Linked DNA regions of Mus musculus: all the other regions are linked to region 3. Evidence: chromatin loops called from intact Hi-C (ENCODE). Cell type or tissue: heart. All regions are shown on one strand.

Region 1 (2,500 bases), 55 kb before region 3:
CAAGCAACCAACCTCATCCATTTATCTATTCCTGGAGTTCTTTCTGCCTTTTCCTCTTTGAGGAAATTCCACTCCCCTCTCTGTAAGGAAACCTGCCATCTCTTTGATATCCCATCCCTTTGGATGCTGCAGAGCCCAGGTATCCAAGCTCTCCCCAGTACTTGGGACTGAATCTGGATACCTGATGGATTTCCTGCCAGCCGTTCTCATCTGCAATGCCCAGCTGGGCCCTGTTGTACAGAAGTAGCTCGCAGCAGCGGGGGTCTCCCCCCACCATAGCTGTGTGGAACAGGGGGGTCAGCCCTCGTCGGTCCTTGTAGTTGGGGGAGCCCCCAAGGTCCAGAAGTGCCTAAGGAGGGACAGAGAACTCAGGAAGAAAGGTCAGATAGCAGCTCTAGTTTCAAGGGGCTGGTAGGGAGGTAAGCCTTGAATGACACATACAGGCTCATATCTGTCTCGTTTCTGCTTCAATGAGTGTGTGTGTGTGTGTGTGTGTGTGTGTGTGTGTGTGTGTGTACATGAGCAAGCGTGAACACCCATGAATGCACTCACATGTGAATGCTAGCACATAGGAATCAATGCTATGTGTCTTCTTGAATTGCTCTTCACTTTATTTTTTGAGAGAGCCTCTCAGTGAACCTAGAGCTCATGGATCCAGATAGAACAGCTGACTAGTGAGACCCGGGGTCCTCCTATCTCTGCCCCCTGGCACTGAGGTTACAGGCACCTGCCACCACGCTCTGCTTCTCTGCTTGGGTGCTGGAGGTTGAACTCAAGTTCTCATGCTTGCACAGACTCCACTGACTACGCCATCTCTCCAGCCCCTCTGGTAGTCCGTAGACTCTGAGCCAGGCTTTGCCCAATCTGCACTAGTCCTAGCCGTTAAGAACAATGAGAAGACAAGGCAGATGGCGTCACAGGACCCTCCCGCTCTGACATGCAGCTCAACCTTTCTCTAGTGGGTGACTCTCGATGAGCCACTGGAGGATGTCCACGACCAAAGGCGTCTTAATTCATGGCAGAGTTGTAGGGAAGACAGATGGAAGGATGGAGGTCTATGTGTTAAGAATGTCCCCAGTCAAGTGCAGGAGCGCTATATAGACACCCAGGGCAGAAGACTAGGAAAGGCAAGACTGGGGTGAACCCATGTCGAGCCAGCATCCTTCAGGGTGGGAGTTCTAGGGGAAAGAGAGGAAGGGTGCAGAGAGGGGAGGAATCTAAGCTTGTATAAGAACAAGTGTGACAGTTGTCCCTGTGCAGAGAGCCCATAGCAGCTCTGTGCAGCAGGATACTACAGTGAACTGTCCCCAGTGGTGTCATCCAACATGGTGGCCACAGGGGGGCGATGAGTACCTGGCTGGCTGTTGAGTCCAAGGAAGTTCGATTTTAATTTTATTCCATTCTAATTAATTTAAAACTAGACAGCCTGATGTGAGCAGTGGTTAAGGGGCTTGATAGCAAAGATCTGAAACCACGCAGACAAACAGACAGACAGACAAAAATGCAAACAATATCCATTGGTTCTGGCTATAAACAGCAATTGTTCGTGCCAAGTGTTTGTGAAAAGAGGAGTCATCAGTGAACCGGGGCGTCTGTGAATATGGGTGTGTCTCAGTCTTTGGAATCAGCCTATCCTAACCTATGCCTAAAGAGGGATCAGTTGACCTGACAGAGACAGAAGAAAAAAGAATATTTTAAAATAAGACTGTATGCAGGGGCTGGGGGTGGGGGTGGGTGGGTGGGGGGTGGACAGCTCAGTTAGTGAAGTGTTTGTCATGTAAACATAAAGGCCCCAGCTTGGTCTCAATAATCCATGTCAAAAAGTGGCACACGGTTGCAGTCTCAATGCTGGAGAGGCAGAGGCAGGTGGATCTCTGGGGCTTGCTGGCCAGCCAGACAAGCCTAATGGGGCAGCCCTGAGTACCAGTGAAAGCCCCATCTGGAGAAATACCGTGACTGGTTCCTGAGAATTGGTAGCTGGGGTTATCCTCTGGCTTCCACACTTGTACATGCCTGCTCATAGGTTCCACATGCATGTGCCTGTTATGTACACACATACACACACACACACACACACACACACACACTGCATACTAATTTGTTCTGTGCATTTTTCTGGGCACAAAGGGCTAATTTGTTTGGGAAAGCACCTTTTGTTTCTTTGATGGGAGAGTCTCATGATGCCATGATGCCACCGTTAACCTCAAACTCACTCTGTAGTGTGTGTGTGTGTGTATGTATGTGTGTGTCCAGATCTTGGCTATCAAGACCTTACACCCCTCACCCTCCTTCCTCTACCTCCCCAGTGCTGAGATGCCAGGCTTGTGCCTCCACATCTGGTTTTTGGAAGGTGTGCTTTGCATCTTAGGTGTGAGAAGGGTCTGGATTTGTCCGCGAGAGAATGTGTGTGTTGGGAGGTGAAGTGCTAGGCTAGGAAGGATGAAGGGAGGGGCGATTTTAAAGCTGTGCTTGGAGATGATCTCCCCAAGCAGCAGGGGCT
Region 2 (2,500 bases), 220 kb before region 3:
CGCTTCCTCCTGGACCTCAGTGTGGCTTCTCCCTGGCCTTCCCACCCATGGCTTCTTCACCTACTGTCCATCACATCTTGGGCTGACAATAGCTGAACTCATTGCTGCCCCTCATGGCTTCTAGGACCTACAGAACAAAGTCCCAGCCCGCCTTGTCCTGGCCTGGCATTTGATACCCATAATTAGTGCACCAGGCACCCCCCTCCCCCATCCTTCTGTCACAGCTACTTTGTCTACCTACTTGGTTCCAGCTTAACCCTTGGTCCTCTCCTGGACCCTCCCCAGCTTGTGGCCTTAGGCATAAGATGAAGGTAGATCAGGGGTTGGGCTATCCCTCATTCCTTACCCCATGCATAGATACCCTTCTCTGTTCCCCAGAAAGGGTCCTCTTCCTGGCTTCTAGCCTCAGGCTGGCATTTAGCCTGTCCTTAGCTGCTTTAATATTGTATGGGACTCTGCTGCCCATTGTAGCTCCTGAAATTCTGGAAGCTTCTTACCCTTAGGGGAACATTCTGATGAGAACAGGGGCCATTCTTGGGCTTCTAGCTATCCCCCACTCTTCTGGCTAGTTTTATGTCAGTTTGACACAAGCTAGAGACATCTGAAAGCAGGGAACCTCAACTGAGAAAAGCCAGCAGCATTTTTATTTTCGAGACAGGGTTTCTCTGTATTTCTGGCTGTCCTGGAACTCACTCTATAAACCAGGCTGGCGTCCAATTCAGAAATCCTCCTGCCTCTGCTTCCCAAGTGTGGGGATTAAAGCCTGCATTACCACCTTCAGCTGCATTTTCTTAATTAATGATTGATGTGGGCTAGGCTGGTGGTCCTGGGTTCTGTAAGAGCAGGCTGAGCAAGCCATGGCGAGCACACCAGTCAGCAGGGCCCGCCATGCCCTCTGCATCAGCGCCTGCCTCCAGGTCCCTGCCCTGTTTAGTTCCTGTCCTGACTTCATTCAGTAGTTGACTACAAAGCTGAAGTGTAAGCTGAGTAAACCCTTTCCTCCTCAACTTGCTTTTGGTCATGGGGTTTCATCACGGTGATAGAAACCCTAATTGTGGCATGCACCCACCTTCCGTTTTTTTTTTTTTTTTTTTTTTTTTTTTGCAGAAATTTGCATAATCAAAGACCTGTTTTCCATTCTATCCCCTGGTCCACCTGGGTCCTCTCCCTGGAATGTAGACATTCATTCATTGAGTGACTCAGTGTGAATGAGATGCAGAGGTGTTAGACCATTGTCAGAATCTGATTGAAGCCAGGCCTGATTGCACAGACTTGTAACTCCAGCACTGGGAAGAGGCAGCAGGAGGATCAGGTTCAAGGTCAACCTGGGCGGAATGAGGAGGCCCTGTCTCAGGCACTTGCTGTGAAGGTTACTGTGTTAGGAGTAAACATGTTTATTTCTACAGAATTTTCCATACCCACCCACCACTCCTCCATTCTTTGAACAGTTTGCAGTGCCTAGTATAGCTGGGTTGCAGTTCCACTCCATGCCAGCAGGTGGTGACAGAGTCCCATTAGCTCCTTTCCAAACACACAGATGGCAGATGCTGGGCAGTGTTGGTCCTCCAAGGCAGGTGAGTCCTAAGAAGCCTCTGTCCTAGCAGCTGCAGGTTTTCAGTGTCCTGCAGGTGTACAGATGTTTTCATCTGGAAAACTGAAGTCAGCCGAGGTCTTTCATTGCTGATGCCTGAAGAAGATGGGGCACCTGGCAGGGGACAGAGCAGCCTCATCAGCCTTCATCAATCTCACAAGAGTCCCAGAGCCCATCGCTGGCCAGCCCAGGATTGCACACAGTTCTGGCTCTTACCCGCTGTGTCTGGGGCAGCACTCTTCCTTCTCTCCGAGCTGATCTTTTGCTTCCTGCTTCCAGGCCTCATTCCTCCAGCCAGTGTCCAGGGCAAACAGAAAAAAAAAAAAAAAAAAAAGAGTGTCACAAAGCCTGAGCCACACCTGGACTCAGTCTTAGCCATGCTTCCGGTGATCAACCTACTGCCATGACTTTCTGTGGCTGCTGGTGACCCACCTCCCTCTCAGGGCCTGAGGACCTCACAGCACCAAGGCAGGGGGCTGGGGAGAGCAGGAGAGGAACCCATTTAGAGGCTCTCAGCATTGAGAACTGGGGAGGGAGGGGAGGGAAGGAGGGTGCGGAGGAGAAAGGCAAAGAAGTTGAGAAGAAGAAGGAGAGAGGTCAAAGGCCAGAGGATGGAAGAAAGACAGGAAGAGAAATAAATGGGAGACAGGTTTGTTGATGAAGTATTTGTTATGTAAGCAGCAAGATCCGAGTTTGAGTCCCAGTACCCACACTACAGCCTGCACAGTGGCAGGTGCCTGTACCCACACTACAGCCCACACAGTGACACTGCCTGTACCCACACTACAGCCCTCACAGTGGCAGGTACCTGTACCTACACTACAGCCCACACAGTGACACTGTCTGTACCCACACTACAGCCCTCACAGTGACAGTGCCTCTACCCACACTACAGCTCACACAGTGGCA
Region 3 (2,500 bases):
CGATTAACTAAATTATAATCTTTAAAGCACATACTATAATCCTGGCATATAACAGGTATTTACTAGCCGGGTAGTGGTGGCGCATGCCTTTAATCCCAGCACTTGGGAGGCAGAGGCAGGTGGATTTCTGAGTTCGAGGCCAGCCTGGTCTACAGAGTGAGTTCCAGAACAGCCAGGGCTACACAGGGAAACACTGCCTCGAAAAACAAAAACAAGTATTTACTTTTAAAAATAAGCATAGTGATAATAATAATAAAAAAAAAATCCCATCTTTGTCTGAGTGAAGGTCTGTGAAAGAATTTCCCGGGCAGCAGAGCTACCCATTCGAAGCGCTCAGCTTCCTCACAAAAAGGAGCCGCCTCAGAACCCCAGCTGCCCATTCATAGCACCCTGGGGAACGTTCAGAGCAGAATCGATGCTCCGTCCCACCCCAAGCCCAGTGGTGGGAATTGACAAAGCCCTCAGTGGCTCTCCACAGCGCCGGCCCGAGACACATCCATCTCCGCTGGACTGCGGTTGAGAAAATGCCAAGTTGATAGCTCCCTGAGGACTCAGAAACCACATAAATGGTCAAGCCCTGGGGGAAGGAGGGATGTGGAGGGCGCAAAGGTTGACTTGGTTCCGCGGTTGAAAAACCGCTGACAGCCAAGCCCACCTGGAGAGTGAAGAGACGGGGTGAGGCAGGAAGGTTTGCTCCGGAAGCTTTCAATGGAGGACTCGCAGACTAGGGGTTGCAAAGGGCTCCTCAGCCCGCTCGGAGTGTGTGGCACAGCAGGTGAAAAGCCGTTAGGGTGCGGCTGCTCAGCCGTTTTTTTGAGTTACGGGGCTAAGGGTATAGCAGAAGGGCCTGGTGTGAGCCATGTGGGTAGGGAGGTGCAGGGAGGGAGAGGCCACTCTATTTACAGGAGGAGGTGGATGCTTGGGAAATACCTGGTTGAGAGCTCAGGCAGGAGTCTCAGTCTCCTGCCAATTAAAATCTAGGAAAATAGTCTGACACCGCCACCATGCGGCCATTTCTGGTTTTGCGTACAAGGAGTCCTTGCATTTGAGGACAAAGGGTGCTGTTACTGGCTCTGATCAACAGAGGGCGCGACCGCTAGTTCGTCTTGGTCTCAGTTTGCTTGTAACCCACTAAAATTGCGCGGATCTGAACTAAACGGATTTACAAATCTGTTCGTGATTGGAAATTTCTAGTCCTTTTCCCGAAGACCCAGAGCATACAAATGATTTTTCTTTTTTCACTTTGGGGAGGTTGGAGGAGGCAGGAAGGTTGGCGTGTGCTAACAGATCTCCTCTATTTTGGGGTTCTGGACACTTCTATTGGAAAGGGATTTGATGGCAGGTGATCACAGTTGAATAGGAGTTTGCTAAGACAAGAAAAAAATAAAAGGAAGAAATATTATCATTTTTTAAGATAACCAGGGAAGGAATTATATCCAGACTCTTTACACACAGTCGCAACATCTGCCCACACCTTTGATCTCTGGCAATCCTTAGTGTGGCCTTTCTTTAAACAGATTTTCACCTTTGCTGGGTAGGAGTGCTCAGAGAGACAGGTCTGAAGTCCTGAGCAAGCTGTTTAGTGCCAGATGGAGAATTGGGCCCTGGAAGTTCTTTTCTGTGCCCTGGCACTCACAGCTGAAATGCCCCTTAAATACTCATGTGACCTAAAGATTCCTACGCATTCTTCAAAACCCACTTCTCCCTCAGACCTAGGGGTCCAAGCTCCAGCACTCCTCCCACAGACATAGGACTCTAAGCCCAACCTCCTCCCACAGATGCAAGAGATCCAAGGCCCAGCCTCCTTCCACAGACTTGGAGGTCCAGGGCCCAGCCTCTTCCCACAGATTTTGAGATCCAGGACCCAGTCTCCTTTCTCAGACCCAGAGGTCCAGGACCCAGCTTCCTCCCTCAGATTCAGAGGTCCAGGGCCCAGCCTCCTCCCATAGACTTGGAGGGACAGGTCCCTAGCCTCCTCCCTGAGATCTAGGGACCAGGTCTCTCCTTTTCATCTTCCTGCTGAGATCCATGGTTGTGGGGAGCAGGGCTTAGGGAGCAGGGAGCCTTGGTCTGGTGCTGTTACATTTATTGGATCTCAGAGGCCAGCGCAATGGCAGAGCAGGCGGGGGCCAAGCTGGTGGAGTGGGGCGTCATGCCTTCTTACTGCTGAGCCTAGAGCAGAGATAGAAGTACAATGTAGACACGTGGCAGCTCAGGATAGTAAAAGCTCCAGGGCCAAATGAAGAGAGACAGGAGAGACAGAGCCCTCTCATCCCGCCTCCCCCTCACCTTGTTGAAGAAGTAGATGGAGGCTAGGATGGTGAACACGGCCATGGCCAAGGTCACATTCTGGGGGAGGAGGTCAGGAGTCAGCTCCCTCCCCTCCCTCCCCCCACCTCTGCCCCAGCCCCTTCACCTGTCCTCACTTCCTGCAAGTTCATAGCCATGGGTCCTAGCCGCACAGCACTTGGCCTCCCTCACCCAGACCTCGGAGTCAGAC

The links. Peaks named below come from ENCODE experiments on the same cell type or tissue, not always from the same donor. Only the 100,000 strongest peaks of a DNase experiment are listed, where the experiment ranks them.
Region 1: a loop joins it to region 3, with 3 times the contacts of the local background. A loop is called at or near these places in 25 of 42 quality-filtered maps.
Region 2: a loop joins it to region 3, with 8 times the contacts of the local background. A loop is called at or near these places in 23 of 42 quality-filtered maps.

The regions. Positions count from the first base shown.
Region 1 is chr7:44,316,926-44,319,425 of GRCm38, reverse strand. It overlaps Shank1 (SH3 and multiple ankyrin repeat domains 1), which reads right to left. Exons shown (of 25, transcript NM_001034115.1): 7 at 182-349. Among named protein-coding and RNA genes, the nearest start is that of Shank1, 7.9 kb to the right of the region's middle. In heart, a CTCF peak has its summit at 1,329 (motif pointing right); no DNase peak of the experiment used is centred here; H3K27me3 peaks cover 1,522 bases.
Region 2 is chr7:44,484,295-44,486,794 of GRCm38, reverse strand. It overlaps 5430431A17Rik (RIKEN cDNA 5430431A17 gene), which reads right to left and starts at 2,278. Exons shown (of 2, transcript NR_131001.1): 1 at 1,808-2,278; 2 at 1,382-1,705. In heart, no CTCF peak of the experiment used is centred here; a DNase peak (open chromatin) is centred at 1,484; H3K4me3 peaks cover 217 bases; H3K27ac peaks cover 301 bases.
Region 3 is chr7:44,261,461-44,263,960 of GRCm38, reverse strand. Gm15517 (predicted gene 15517) reads right to left here. Exons shown (of 3, transcript NM_001384596.1): 1 at 2,427-2,500; 2 at 2,290-2,349; 3 at 2,070-2,172. The coding sequence starts at 2,441. The coding sequence ends at 2,161. Among named protein-coding and RNA genes, the nearest start is that of Gm15517, 1.3 kb to the right of the region's middle. In heart, a CTCF peak has its summit at 1,058 (motif pointing right); a DNase peak (open chromatin) is centred at 1,000; H3K4me3 peaks cover 702 bases; H3K27me3 peaks cover 1,940 bases.